Linked DNA regions of Mus musculus: regions 1 and 3 are each linked to region 2. A link is a loop called in an ENCODE intact Hi-C map of the cell type or tissue named here. Cell type or tissue: heart. All regions are shown on one strand.

Region 1 (5,000 bases), 51 kb after region 2:
CATAGAAAAAAAGCAAAGCTTAGAAGCTAGCATGGTGCTGAAAGCAAAACCTGGTGAGAATTACCAGAAATAACCCGCAGCTGAAGCCCACCAGTCAGATGTGCAGACTCTAAAACAGAGCAAATAGAACTGGGCAGTGGTCTCTTACGTAGGACATCTAGGTTACTTCTAATATTAAAGTGGGTGAAGTTTATTATTAGTAGGTCAAAAGAAGGAAACCAAATAATTATTTTAGTAAATACCATGAAGAGATTCCAGATAAAATTTATTACAGAAATTTGCAGTTGTTTTCAATAATCTGTCACTAACTCTTATCTATATCATATGTCAGTATGGTAATGAACTATTAAAAGATGCCAAGTTAGCAAGACAGAGAAAGGACTCCCCATTGAGAGGCGAAATAGCTGGGCTGTGGGGAGTATTGCTAGTGTTGCCCAAAAATGACAAAATATTTAACAGAACCAGATAAAAGGAAAGTGAATAAAATATAGCTGTGTTCCCGTGTCTGTGTGCTTATAGCTGCAAACTTTAGATACACAGCATACCACTTCCTGCTGGAAAAGCGTGTTTTTGTACACAGACATAACCATACATCTGTAGGTTGTCCTTATGGATCTGACACAAACAGTGCATAGAGGGGAGTGGTTCATGTTTATAGGACAGTGAGGACAGGCCCTTTGTTTATAGTTTCTAAGTCCTCACAGGAGCCGCTGGCTCCTTCCCAGGGATGCCTTGTGCTTGCCTTTCTGGCTGTCAGAGAGAAGTAGAAGCTGGCTCCTGTGCTGCTGTAGTAAACGTAAGAAAGGAAGTGAAAGCAGCTTGCCTGCAGTTGCTGGCTCACACTGTGCTGGAGGTGTGAGGTATAGTCAGTCTCAGGGCCCTGAAGCCATGAACTGTTTCACAGTTGGGGGCGTGTACCATTTTTCCCCAATTCTGAACTGTGTTTCAGTTGAAGACATTTTTTCCTTGTTTGTAATAGACTTTTTTTTTTTTTAATTTAGTGCAGTTTTTCACGAATAATGTCTTCTTACTGTTCTTTTTCTAATCAGGACTTTCTTCTTCATCCATGACTGACTGCTGGTAGGGCTTAGACTAGATCCAGACTGCTGCATGTCCTGTGATACCTTTTTTGTTTGTTAATTTTTATTTTTATAAAACCTCTCTGCAACGAAAAAATTTGAAGTGATGTGGTACCAGTATTAGTTAAGACAAACTAAGCTGCTCTTAGAGCCCCACAGCAATACGCACACATTTCTGTGACAGACTTTGTGACCGACTGGCTGATAACTCTTATACATGTTCACAAGAGCATGGGGCAGGAGATGAAGACAGACAACTGTTTGTTTCTAGGTCAGATAGTTAATAGTCAGGGAGTGAGGCACGTTTATGCGCATCTGTGCACACACACTGCACGCCTGCTGTGTGCACACTCGCCTTTGCCTGACTTACAGTGTGTTTGCATCACAGTGGACGATGTGGTGGACGAGAGTGACGACAACGACGACATTGATTTAGAAGTGGAAAATGAACTCGAGAATGAAGATGACCTAGATCAGAGTTTTAAGGTCGGTGGACTTTTATCATTAGTAACAATATGAACTCCTCAGCTCTCAGACAGACTTGCCTGAAGCATAGAGATGCAGGTAAGGCTGCCTCATCCCACCGTTGTCTCGGAGCTGAATCTGCTGGTGTGGAAACAGCCCTGATTGATTTGCCCATTGTCCCCGAGGAAAAGGGTTTTAAGCTTTCTGACTTAGCTTGTTATATCCCAGTACTTGAAGGAAAGCAGTTTGAGATTGCTGTGGTGGTTTGTCTCAAAAGGCATTCCCCTGTGTCAGCAATAGTTTGGGGCTGAAAACTATCAGGAGGAGCCTGTAAACGAGGAGCTCCATGGTGATGCTACAGGCTTCCAAGAGAATTACTGAACTGAGGAAATAGACAACAGTTGTCATATTACATGAGCTGTTAGGCCACGGCCTGGTTGACTTCTCAGAGGTGCACACTGTGTCTGGAAACCTAGAAGCCCCTGTCTGAGTTAGGGTGTCATTGCTGTGAGGAGATACCATGACCAAGATATTCATAAAGGAAAACATTCATTTGGGGCTGGCCTAGGGTTTCAGAGGTTCAATTCATCATCATTATGGAGGGAGCACGGCAGAGCGCAGGCAGACATGGTGCTGGAGAAGGAGCTGAGAATTCTACATCTTGACCTGAAGGCAGCAGAACATATATACTTGGGCATGCAAAACACTCATATACACGAATTAAAAGCAAGCCTTTTAAAAACTGTTGGAATACTACCTAAAGGACACACTGTCCTTTCCGTAGTCTGGGATACTGGAAGATGCATCTTAGTACTACAGAGCTGTTATCCCCACCGCCAGTGGGGTCTCAGGTGAGAGAGGGCTCCTGTGATGTTAGGATGCAGACCGTGAGGAGCTGGGGTTTGAACCTGACACATGCCGTGGAACTGGCAGGTTCACAGCTATGAATTAACCTCAGGTAAGAGCAGGGGTTGAAATGCTGTGGGGTTTTTGTTGTTGTTTTTATTTTGTTTCAGGGCACTTGGGAGTGGTGGAAGCCATACTTTTCACATTAATCTTCTCGAGTTCCCATCAAAGTACAAGACTTTAATGATAAACATTAAAGTATGTTTTGTTCACATCTCATGGTTCTAATTAAAAACCCCTGTGATGATCAAGAGCATAAAGAGTGAGGAGTGAGGGAGATGGGAACAGGGACTGATTGGGCTGCAGGAAAAGTGTTTGTGCATGTGTGCACATGTCCAAGAACGGCATTTGGGAGTTGATTAGATATGCCACCTCTTATGGTCCTTTACCTGAGAACACATGCCAAACCTGCAGCACAGTGTCAGCTTCCTGCCAGCTTGACACTGTGTGCTGTCCAGCTTATCTCTGGCTGCTGTGATGGCCTCTGTGGGGTTCAGTTTATCCTGTGATGGCCTCTGTGGAGTCAGTTTGTCCTGTGATGGCCTCTGTGGAGTCAGTTTGTCCTGTGATGGCCTCTGTGGAGTCAGTTTGTCCTGTGATGGCCTCTGTGGAGTCAGTTTGTCCTGTGATGGCCTCTGTGGGTTGTTTACCCTCTGCTACAGAGTCTACCCTCAGATGCTGCATTTCCATGTCTTTTACTTGGTCCATTCATTTGAAGCATTTCCACAGATTTCTTGGCTCTTGACATTGATGTCTTTGAAAAATAGTTCTTGGTGTCCATTCTTTCACTGAGTTAAAATTGCTCACATATTGTCTATTTTGCCTTAGCAAAACATTGATAATTACGAGAAAAAGTAGCACTTACTGAACATGGAACCATGTGCCAAGCCAGACTCTTCATGCACAGTAACCATCTGGTCCTCACAGTATTGGAGACACAGCACAGGGGCCAGTAAGCAAGGGCTTGGTAGTGTGGAGAGGGAGGGCACACTCATCACTGTGGCTCTGCTGTGTGCTCTGAGACAGGTCCTCTTTACGCCACGATGCAGAGCAGCCTCTGGCCTGTGTGGGGCTGGCTCCACACAGCGTCCCACAGGGATGGCTGTGCTGCAGTGGGAGAAGCAAGGCTGCTCAGCTGTGCTTGGCTTCCACACTGCCTCCCTCACTGTGTGAGTCAGTGTTTTTCCTGTAGGGAGTTTAGTCCAGGTTCTTTAGGTTCTAAACAACTACCTCCAGGGAGCCATAAAGGTCCACAGGCTATTCCTTCCTTGTTGTTCAGTGCCATCGCTAACAGTGAGCTAGCTGGATGCTTAGACAGGGTTTCTGTGTAGTCCTGGCTGTCCTGGAACTTGCTTTGTAGATCAGGCTGTCCTTTAACTCAGAAATCCTGTTGGCCTCTGCCTCCTGAGTGCTGGAATTAAAGGCTTTTCTAGTGAGAAAATATATCTTTGTAAAGTATTTTTTGCTTTAGATGATTATATGTTAAACAAGAAAATTAATACATTATTTGTTCATAGATTAAATATAAATACTTAGGTGAAATTGTATACTCATAAGTTAGTAATTACATTGTAATAATATATATGTAAATAAAGCCAATCTTTTATTCATAGAAATAACAAAACTTATTTATTGATTATATAAATGAAAGCAAATTCCTGAATATAAAATGTTGAAAAATATCTTTTTTTTAAGAATACTAGTTAATGCTCATATATGGACAGATACTACATATGAAGGATTTAAGGACAGTAAGATAAATTTGCTTTGGGGTTGAAAACAAGTAGTTTATTTTAATTGTAGATAAATAGGAAATTAAAAATGGGTTCCCATTTGAGAATTAGTATCTGGTATCCCTTTCTCCTTTCCCATCCATGAAGGTCAGAGTTTGTTAAGGATGTTGGGAGCCCTGCGGGTCCTAGGTGAAGTAACACTCTCCACACATGCTCTCCAGCCAGGGGCATATCTGCTCTTCCAGCCAGGGCTGCAGATTGTAGGCCAGAATGGATCACTGGCACGTCTCTTCTGTATGAGGATGTATTTGCTTTCTCTTCCCTCAGAGGTGCTGTTGGGGGCTTGTTCAGCTTGTTAGTCTCTTGCCCCTGCAGGCTAGCGTGGGCAGTGATGGTGGGCTGTGCACAGGTCCTGTTGATCATAGAGTGTGAGCCCTGCAGGCAGTGATGGTGGGCTGTGCACAGGTCCTGTTGATCGTGGAGTGTGAACATGTGTCTTGTCTCTACTAAAGCTTCATCCTGCCCTATAATGTCGACCTTGGAACCGCTCCATTTCCTTTTACCTTTCAGGTTGTCTGTTTCTGAGCTTCTTACCGCTGGTGTGCACCAGTCCCCACCCTTAGTCCTGTAGTATCATCTAGATTGGCTCAGGTGGTAGAGTTAGTGCATGCCAGGCAATGGGACATGCTGTGATGCTACCTTCTTTGTTATGTATAAATGTTTTTCAATTTAATTTTCTTGAGTTTTCTTTTAGAGTAGAACAATAGGGACATTGTGGAGAAGATGAGTACTCTTTGTTTGATTTTTTTTTTCTTTG
Region 2 (5,000 bases):
CCATGCAGCTCAGCCCCTTTCCCACAGGGCATGAGGGAATCAGAGGACAGCTTGCAGCTGCTTCTCTCCTTGCATCACATGGGTTGAAAAGATTGGATTTAGATCCCCTGGCTTAGTGCTCAGGGTCCTTACCACTGAGCAGGCTGGCCCTTAAAAAAATGAATTTTTATAATGAGCTCAGTCCCAGTTATATTCTTGGACTGACAGTTTAAGATTTTAGTTGTTCCCAGGTGATGGTGGCCCAAGCCTTTAATCCCAGCAAACAGGAAATAGAGGCAGCTGTATTTCTGCAAGTTTAAGACTAGCCTGGTGTACAGAACTAGTTCTAGAACAGCCAGGCCTACAGGAAAAAAAAAACCCTCTCTCTCTCTCTCTCTGTCTCTGTCTCTCTGTCTCTGTCTCTCTCTCTGTCTTTCTATCTCTCTCTGTCTCTCTCTCTCTGTCTCTCTCTCTCAAGTTTTCTGGCCCTGATCACCATGCCATTTGTAGCAACCAGATGGAAACCATGGTAAGACCTTTTACATCTAAATCCATTCCATTGTGTGCCATATAAGGGTTATTTCTCCCATCTCCCAGCTTGGCCACATTTATTTAGGTTCGGCTCAAGTTCTTCATCCTGAATTTCTGCTCCTCGGCCTATTTGTAGGAAATTCTTCAGCCTGACACAGGGCAGTTGCTAGACATTTCATCCAGTGAAGTTATTTGCTTTATTTCCCCAAAGATCTCCAGATGATTGCCTCTGACCTATATAGGTGTTCAGTAAATTGTTGATTGTTGAATATGGCGAAGAGCTATAACAGTCTTGCAATTCCGGAGGACCCACCAGGTTTCAGAAATCCAGGACCGAACTGCTGTCCCAACATTTATGCTCCCCACGGAAACCGTACTTTTGGAGAGGTCCATGGATATTCTAGATCTTTCAGCTACAGTTTCATTATTAAGTTTGTTGCATTTTGTAAGCCACAGTATTAAAGATTTAAGAGGTAAAGAAATCAAGAGAGATGGAGCCATGCTCTCTACCACTAAAGCCGAAATAAGTGAAGTTGTACAGAATCTCTGAGTTGCCAGGCTGAGGTGTGCCAGTTAAGCGATCTAGACTGACCTACATCTGATGACTCTTTTTTACAAGTTATTTTTGTGGCAGTTGGTATTGAACTGGGGCCCCAGTGCAAAGCATGTATCCGGTCACTGAGTCATGCTTCCCTCTAGTCATTAGTTTATTGCCACACAATGAGTGAGGTTTCAAAATCATTTGAATTCCACTACTGTTCAGGTAGGTTGGAAGCAGGCCTCTGGGGAGAAGGGAAGTGGAGGCGTACAAGATTGAGCTGAGCCTTCAAAGGAGTGGCTCTGGGAGAGAAGGTGTCTAACAGCATGGCGATGGAGGGAGATCTTGGAGGACCCTTGCTCCTGCACAGTGCTCTGGCTGAGGGTTTGGAGACAGCTGGAGCAGTGTGGTGCTCAGAGAAGTAGCCAGCTAATTCCCGAGTGCTCAAACCCTTGTGCTTCCATGCTTTTAAGTTATGGTCCTTGAGGCTGGGAACTCCCATGGGTCTGATAAGAGCTGGAGCCCAATCCTTCTCCAGGTGAGAAGGTTCTCACACTTGCTAAAGGTGCCATTCATCTGCAAGTTGTGTGTTTGCAATAACTTCAAAGCCAATGACGCTGTGGGTTACCCGGCTGTATGGGCCAATCTTCTGAGCCTTTGTTCTGACCATTAACCATACTTTGCTAAAGAGGAATTCAATTTATATGTATTTCTAGATTGCAAGTTGATTTAGAAACACGTTCTTTGAATAATGTCTCATGAATTTTGAACTACTAAATGTTCTTAGACAATCGTTTTCATTTTGGGGAGTTTGTGGTGGAGAGTGGTTTAAAGGTATTTTAAATACTTGAATCTATCATTATGTGCACATGTGTTATAGGTATGGGGAAAACCAACATTTATAAAATGGCAGTCTTTTGTTCCTCTCAGTAAAGACATCTGCCAAGAGCAAGTAGCATGAAGCACTGTTTCACACCTTGAATACGTTTTTTGAATTACCTCCACAAACCTGCTTGAACGAAACATAAGAACAAAATAAAAACCCCACAGGGCTCAGTTTAGTCCCCTATCATGCTGTGATAATTTTACATCCCTTACCAACCACCATAAACAGGGAGCATGGTCGATGCTCCTTAAAAAGGCAAATGATGTCTTTATTAACAATGTATCTCAGAGTATTTAAACACAGTCAAAACACAAGCATGCTCCCTACTTCTCCCCCACTGTTTTTTGCCTTTAGCTTCTGCACCAAGGTTTTCCATAACATCGTTTTGAAATGAATGGGCATGACATTTTGTTCGCAGTACCATCAGATAATCTCATTTACCTGGATAAATGGGCCATGCGCCACAGCCTTCACAGCCTGTTCTGGGTCAACTTGGGGTCAGGAAGGACTAGCCTCACTGTTTCCCAAGGTTTGATGGGATTTGGGAGCTACGCCCCCGGTTGGGAAGGAAAAAAGAAGGCGATTTGATGAACGTGTCGATCTGCTAGCGGGCTAACACGTTTACACTGGCCCACGACCCACAGGAACCCAAAGGTAAGGGCGCGCACCGCCGGTTGCCCACGCCAGAGTGGAGTCCTTTCCCTACTCCGCCCCACCCTGCCCCGCCCGCCCCGCCCCGCCCCTCCTCGCCCCGCCCCGCCTCTTGGTACCCACCCGACCTTGCGCACGCGCAGCTTGTCTTCCCTCCAGGCGTGCCGCCCCCGCCGGCGGGCACGCGCCCCGCGGGCCCCCCCCCCCCCCGACGTCCCGCCCTTCCCTGGAAGCGCCCTTCCCCCACGCGCACGCGCCCTACCGGGCGCACGCGAGCCGGCCCTCGGAGCCGTGAGTTGGGCGGGGCGCCGCGCTGACGTTGCCCGGGATGCGGGCATGTTCCGCGGCCGTCTTCGCCGCCTCCGCCTCTCCTGCCACCCGGGTTTGTATGAAAACGGCGGGCCGCGGGCGGCGGACGGCGGGAGAAGGGCGGCGGGCGGCGAGGAACCGCCGTGCGCCCCGGGAGTCCCGGGCGCGGAGGCCGAGCGCAGCGCCCAAGCCGAGCCGGTGAGCGTCCCCGCCGCCCGCGCGTCCCGCTCGCCGGCTCCCGGCGGCTCCTCGGTTCACTTGGCGGAGGCGAAGCGCGCTGCCAGGCGGCGAGGCGGGCAGTCGAGCGAGCCGGGGCGGTCGTCGCCCCGTGCACTCTCCTCCGCGCTCCGCTGCCCGCCACTCCCTGGCCTCCGCCCTGCCGCGCCCCGGGACCCTTTGATTGGCTGCTCCCTGACAGTTTAGCGCCGTGGACGGCAGTTTCAACACCTCCCCGGGTGGTCGGGGTGGACGTTGACTGTGTATGCTGGTCCGTGGATGATGCAGGTCTCGCACGGCGTGTGAGGTAACGACGGCGATCCCGCTGGCATGGCAGGCTGTCTGTGGCAAGCCCTCTCCAGGTGTTCGGAATGGTAACGGTGCCCATCAGGTACCCGGCAGTTCGCAGTCCACAGAGTCGAGTGGCTCTCCCGAGCGCTCGCTCTTCCTTGGCCAGCTTCTGACTTATTCTCACAGTTCTCCTTGCTTCCCTGAGAGAGGAAGTTATTTTTGTAATTGTGTTTTGGAAATGTTTCTGGTTTCGTTGGCTGCAGAAGAAATGATTTATTTAAGGCACTTTGAACGGTACGGATTTTAAAACAGGCCAGATGTCAAAACCAAAGTCCTGGAGATCTGTAATCAGATCCCTCTAATGGGCCGCACTTTGGCGATGCCTTAGTCCACCCGAGTTTCTCCTGGTTTGCTTGGTTTCTCGTTCTCCCGAGTCACATTCTACAATGGAGTTACACTGTCATTTTGAATGACCATAGAGTTTTGCCTTGAATTGATGGATCAGTGTTTAAAATTGTAATCTCTGTTGGACTCTGAAACAGACCCCTTATGTGTTTGACCAACATGACATAAATGTCAAATATATTAACGTAATTTAACCTTCTGTGGTATTTTTAGTTTCTTAAGATTTATACGCATATGCATATGTATATATACATATGTGTGTGTGCCTGTGTGTGCATGTGTGTGTGCACCATGTGTGTACCTGAGGAGGTCAGAAGAATGTGTCAGATTCACTGGAATTGGAGTTACATATGGTTGTGAGCCACCATGTGGATGCTTGGAATCAGACCCACCCAGGTTCTCCGAAAGAACGGCCCTTAATCATTGAGCCATCTCTCCAGCCCAGTGGTAGCAATTTTTAAATAAAGGTTTTCCAATTGATTTGGCTCAAGGGTTACCCCTTATTTCTTTTACATGTGTGTATAGATCAGAGCACTTTTGAGTTTTGGTTCTCTTTTCGACCTTGTGGTGCAGGTGATGGAAGGAGAGTGGTCATGGCCATGAGCCGGTGCTTGCAGAACCATCTTGCTCTCTCCCTTGAAGCATCCTCTTTAGAAAAGTCTGGCGGCAGTGCCGTGTAATGATTAACCCTGCATTAGTTAGAGGTAAAAGCTGCAAGGGCGTGAACTATTTTAATTTGTATGGCATCCTAAAGTTTGGATTTTGCCTTTTTAGCTTCCTCCTCAGTAGTCATCTTCAGAGTCTGCTCTTCTTGCTTGATGCCCTCAGCTCTGAGTTCAGATAGGAGGAAACGGTGACTGGTGATCCTCTGCACATCCCTTAGGATCGTAACTTGAGCAGCGGATATCGGTGCACATGCCGGAGAGGGTTGAGGGTGGGTGCTGTGTGTTAGACCTCATGTCACTGCAGGTCACAGTGCCTGGCTGTAGTGTCGCAGTGGCTGAGGAGTTGGGGCTCGGCCAGAGTGGCTGAGTTTGTGTCCTGGCTTGCTGCAGGCAAGCTGTTTATTCTCTGGATGCAGTTCTGTCCTTGCCCAAAATGGAGATGATGGTGCTTGTGCACTTAGGGTGATCTCATGAAGTTAACACGAGTGTGGCGCTTGTCCACAGAGCATGGCTCACGGGAAGTGCTCAG
Region 3 (5,000 bases), 63 kb after region 2:
CTTTCCATGCCAGACTTAAACCTGGGAGAAGGTTGTGTATTGGTGTCAGAGGCAGATAGTAGTGAACTTTGTCACATTTGTCTTTTGTGATTTCAGGACAAAAATTGCCCAAGACATCGAGAGGCTGATACACCAGAACGATATCATAGACCGCGTGGTGTATGACTTAGACAACCCTACGTGAGTCTGATTGCTAAAGCCTTGTTATTCATAGGTTTTATTTATTAGTGTTATGTCTAAAGGATAAAATCATTATCTCTCTGTCGTATCTTCCCCGCTTCATTGTTGCTGTTCTCATTCTCATGTAACAGGTAGGTGTATGATAATCATGAGAAATCTTGTTTATCTTAAAGATATGGAAGCCTTTGGTTGTAGGTGGAATGTAGAGATTATGATCTGGCACTGTGGTTTTGGAAAAGTGAAGAGTGTGGGTTCACAAGGAAGGCTGCCCTTTGCTGCCCCAGTCACTGCGGCTCCCGCTTGGCCTTGCGCCTGCCTGCCTGCCAGGCCACTTGCTACTTTTGCATTAGCACTGGTATATATGTGAGGATTTAATTGTAGTAAATAAATACAAATTACAACCACTCAGGGAAGAAATATGGTCAGTTTATTGTGGGTCTCTTCTCTCCTTACTGTGTTAATACTTGGAGGAAATTGCACACTTTATCTATTATGATTGGAGGAAACAAACTTTTAAAAGTAATTGTTGGTAGATATGTGAGTAAAAGCTCTGTCAAAGATGGTGACTGAGTTTAAACTACTCTTTGTTGTTGTTTATGGCAGGGTCTCCCACTGTACCTTAGGCTGACGTGGCGCTCACTGTGTAGCTCAGGCTGACCTTCGACTTACAGTAGTCCTCCCAGTCTGAGGTGCCTGTCACCTTTACTGACCTCAGAGTATTCCCACACAAGGGAAGAAGAGCCGTATCTTATTTCATGTATTTATTCCATTGTTCATGCTTCTGTGTTAGATGTAGAAAAATAAATCCCAGAACCTCCAGTGTGGGCAGACCCAGCTTGTCCCTAACCGATGTGCCCGGGGCAGGATCCTCAGAAGAGTAGGGGGTCTTCCTTCTGTGGGGGTTGGGCAGACAACGCTAGGGCCTGCATCTGGGCGCTCAGCTGCATGGTGGGGGAAGGGAAAGGCCCTGAGCCTTCCGTGGTAGCTAACGGCAAGGGCAGCGTGGTTTGTTAGACTTACAGCCACTTACCAGGCAGTTTAAAAAGGAAATCTCTTCTTTCATGTATGATAATCAGTATTTCAGAAGTGACATTTGTTCAGCAAGGCAAAGCTCACTATGGGTATAAGTGTAGGAATAAATCCTTCGTAATTACAGTTTGAGTATGAATGTAAGTCAGGGGTTTTCTTTGTTGTGTTTGTTATAGTCTTTGTTGTAAAAGAGAGAAGAAACATTGTATGTTTTAGATCTTCTCTCTAATTTTAGTCTTTGCTTATCTGTTCAAGTGTAATATATTTTAATATGTTTATTTTAAAATATTTATTTAGCTATACCACTCCAGAAGAAGGAGATACTTTGAAGTTTAACTCAAAATTCGAATCTGGGAATCTGCGCAAAGTAATTCAAATTAGAAAGTAAGCCATTTTAATGTTCTCATTTTGTGTGCACACAGCCTCTCTGGACTTGCTGTCAGATGTCCTTGTCTTGTGTTTCAGAAGCGAGTACGACCTTATCCTGAACTCTGATATAAACAGTAACCATTACCACCAGTGGTTCTACTTTGAAGTCAGTGGGATGCGGCCTGGTGTGGCATATAGGTTCAACATCATCAACTGTGAGAAGTCCAACAGTCAGTTTAATTATGGTAAGACACCTTCCCTTCCCCGTGTGAGGGCACAAGGCACATTACTCGTAGGATCAGAATTTAGCCTTAGACACAACACACTCAGTGTCTCTGATTTTCAAACCTCAGCCATTGATTATATGGGTGTGAAAATGCTTAAGCTCTGGTTAAATTTTAAAAATGAGCTGCGTGGCACTGCGTGCCTGTAATGTCCTGTCTGTCATCCCAGCCCTCCCTCAGCAGGCAGATGCATGGCGCTGCATGCCTGTAATGTCCTGTCAGTCATCCCAGCCCTCCCTCAGCAGGCAGATGCATGGCACTGCATGCCTGTAATGTCCTGTCAGTCATCCCAGCCCTCCCTCAGCAGGCAGATGCATGGCAGGCTCAGGTGTTTGCAGTTTAGGCTGGGGCTGAAGCCCAGTGAGAGCTCAACCCAGAAAGCTGTGGATTCTATCCTCAGATCCACACAAGAGAAAAAGAAAAGAAAATGTTTTTATGTATGAGTGCTCTGTCTGCAGTTACACCTGCATGCCAGAAGAGGGCATCAGATCCTTTCACAGAAGGCCATGAGCCACCATCTGGGTGCTGGGAATTAAACTGGGGAAGAGCAGCCAGTGTTCTTAACTGCTGAGCTATCTCTCCAGTCCCACAAAAAATGCTTTTACATTTATGCCTAGGAAGATACATGCACTTTCCTCTGCCTAGCTCCCCACACCGTTGCCACGTTTGGTATCCTGCTCACACTGATTTGGTATAATACGGCATGTCTTCCTTCCATCTTCTGAAAGTCCTTATGTAGAGCTAGTGTGAATTCTGCAATGTGAGATGGAATTTTCTAGTGAATCCATTTGTGCTTAGTGGGTTTCTTTTGTGAACTGTCTTGTAAACTAGAATCATTTCCTTAGTGGCTGCAGCCTCCTGAGGTGCTCTGTCACGAGTCAGTGGGTTCCTGGTCCTGTCTGTTTCTGTGTTTCCATCTGCAAGGGCTGTGTGGAGAGTCTCGGTTTCCCTGTTCCTCACCCACACCAGGCTCAGGCCTCGCTTACCTTTATCTACTGAATGCCTGCTTGCCCTGCAACAGATCTGGTTCTGTTCTTGGTCAGTGTCTGTTTCTCACAGAATGAAATCTTATCTAAGCACAGTTTATGGACAGTGTTGAAGAGTCAGCATTTTGTGTATTGACTTTCCCTGTTGATACTCTCTGAGAGAATTCTCTTTTCTTTTTAAAAATAAAACTCTAGTGTTTTGGAAGGAGAATTCTGAAGTGTGGAGTGTTGTTCTGGACCTTAAGTACACAGCTAAGGGTTATCTGCTGGGCATCTGGTCTATAGCCACGGGCGGATTATTATCTAGGGTGGATAATTACATAAACTTGACATTTGCATTTAAAAATCAAAACTTCAAATTTCAAATCTAATAATAGCAAGTTTTAAAAATATATATATAATATGTTTCCTAACATGCAAACACCCCTTTATTACAGATGGAGAAGAAACATGTTACAAAATGATAGTGGTCTCAACTATTTGTTGCAAAGACTGAAAAGCTTTAACAATAGGCAAGAGACACTGCCTCGTGGGCTTCAAGTCATTTCCCTGAGCTGCTCAACGCACATGTACAGTGATGCTCTTTAAAGAGCCATGTCTGAGAAGTAAAGCTTTTGAGAGTTGAAGAGGTTGTTGACAGTTGTTATTTGTGTGGTAGTAGGAAATGGAACACTCTAGAATTTCTCATGTGTGTGAAACAAAAGCCTTGCCTTTTATCTAGTGAAATAAAAGGAAGATCAGATAGTGGAATACTATAGTACATAGTCATAAACACTTTTATAGAGATTTGATGTCTTTTATCTAATTTTTAAGTAATATTTTAAAGACAAATGTTTATATTTTGACTAAAATGTCAATAGTTACATTGTTTTGCATGACTGGTGATTAAAAAGGTTCTTTTTAAAAAAGGCTTATTTGACTTTATGCATATGTCTGCTTGTCTGTGTATGCATTGTGTATATGTGGGGCCCAAGAAGGCCAAATGCACTGGACTTACAGGCGGCTGAGAGCTGCCATGTGGGTGCTAGGAATCAAACTCAGGCCCTCTGCAAGAGTGGTCAGTGCTCTTAACCCCCGAGCCATCTCTCCTGCCTGTGAAGTGTTGTCTATGTCATACTTCATTCTTGGTGATCTTAGAGTATAAAACAATCATTGGATGTGACTTGTATCTATCCATGTCAGCAGGTTGGGTCCTGCTTAGCTTCTGAGACCAGTGCGGGTGGGTAGGGTCCCAGTGGTACGTATGGCCATCAACTGATTGTGACCTCTCTCTGAAATATTTGCTGACATTCAGCCTTGTTGCACCTTTAAAATTTTATCTTAATTAAAACTTGAAGTATTATCAAGATAAGTAAAAATACCTATTGTGCTCCTTACTTAATGTAGTGTTTTTTAGAGTAGAGAAAGAACATTTAAGAAAACCGATTTCATTTGTATCGTGGGTGTCCTTTAAGAATAAAAGACAAAGACATGTTTTTCTGTGTGTAGCAGTGTACTCTCTAAAATGGTGTTGTAAGTTAGAATTTCACTAACCTTTAATCCTGTAAAAATAATGCCCTTAACACTAAACTTTGCTGAGCAGTTAAAATTTTACATTAAAATTGTTCATCCTAAGCAGTATTTATGTGCTTTCAAAAGCTCTGCCCCATGTGAGAGATAAGACAGCTCCTGCCTTCAGCATCACTGGAATTGTGAAATGAGCACATTCTATAAGGACTCTGAACCCCACAGAAGGGCCTCTGATGGTGGTTGTGCCTTTACATCTCCACCCGGGTTCTCCTCTGTGTGCTCTGTATGCAGTTCAGGACCTGCAGTGGTGTTCAGAAGGAAATCACATGGAGGCTGCCGTGAACCGAGGCAGTCCACTTAGCACAGCCTCGTACCAGCCTGCCTACAGTGCTGGCATTCCAACACAAAATTGTGCCTTACCGAAAAACAAGGCCAAGAACCATGCTATGTTGTTCTCTGTATTTTAATTAGAAAAATTGCATTTCTGATATTTTCTCTGGTCCTTAAATGTTCCTCTAAAATGCTTTTAATGTGTTTTATTGAAACCTTTGTTATCACACATCAATGGTCACAGTTTCTCTGCTTTTTAGGTGTCCTGACATTTTAATTATTTTATATGTCTCCATTTGATTTAAAATACCTG

What was found. Peaks named below come from ENCODE experiments on the same cell type or tissue, not always from the same donor. Only the 100,000 strongest peaks of a DNase experiment are listed, where the experiment ranks them.
Region 1: a loop joins it to region 2, with 1.9 times the contacts of the local background. A loop is called at or near these places in 5 of 42 quality-filtered maps.
Region 3: it touches region 2 in a loop (2.2-fold over the local background); 3 of 42 quality-filtered maps call a loop at or near these places.

The regions. Positions count from the first base shown.
Region 1 is chr13:59,504,524-59,509,523 of GRCm38, reverse strand. It overlaps Agtpbp1 (ATP/GTP binding protein 1), which reads left to right. Exons shown (of 26, transcript NM_001377097.1): 12 at 1,468-1,565. Among named protein-coding and RNA genes, the nearest start is that of Agtpbp1, 50 kb to the left of the region's middle. In heart, no CTCF peak of the experiment used is centred here; DNase peaks (open chromatin) are centred at 753 and 2,873.
Region 2 is chr13:59,555,190-59,560,189 of GRCm38, reverse strand. Agtpbp1 (ATP/GTP binding protein 1) reads left to right here and starts at 2,888. Exons shown (of 26, transcript NM_001377097.1): 1 at 2,888-3,092. In heart, no CTCF peak of the experiment used is centred here; DNase peaks (open chromatin) are centred at 2,839 and 3,359; H3K4me3 peaks cover 2,530 bases; H3K27ac peaks cover 1,270 bases; H3K27me3 peaks cover 335 bases.
Region 3 is chr13:59,492,156-59,497,155 of GRCm38, reverse strand. Agtpbp1 (ATP/GTP binding protein 1) reads left to right here. Exons shown (of 26, transcript NM_001377097.1): 15 at 97-180; 16 at 1,507-1,593; 17 at 1,675-1,823. Among named protein-coding and RNA genes, the nearest start is that of Agtpbp1, 63 kb to the left of the region's middle. In heart, a CTCF peak has its summit at 2,329 (motif pointing right); no DNase peak of the experiment used is centred here; H3K27ac peaks cover 563 bases.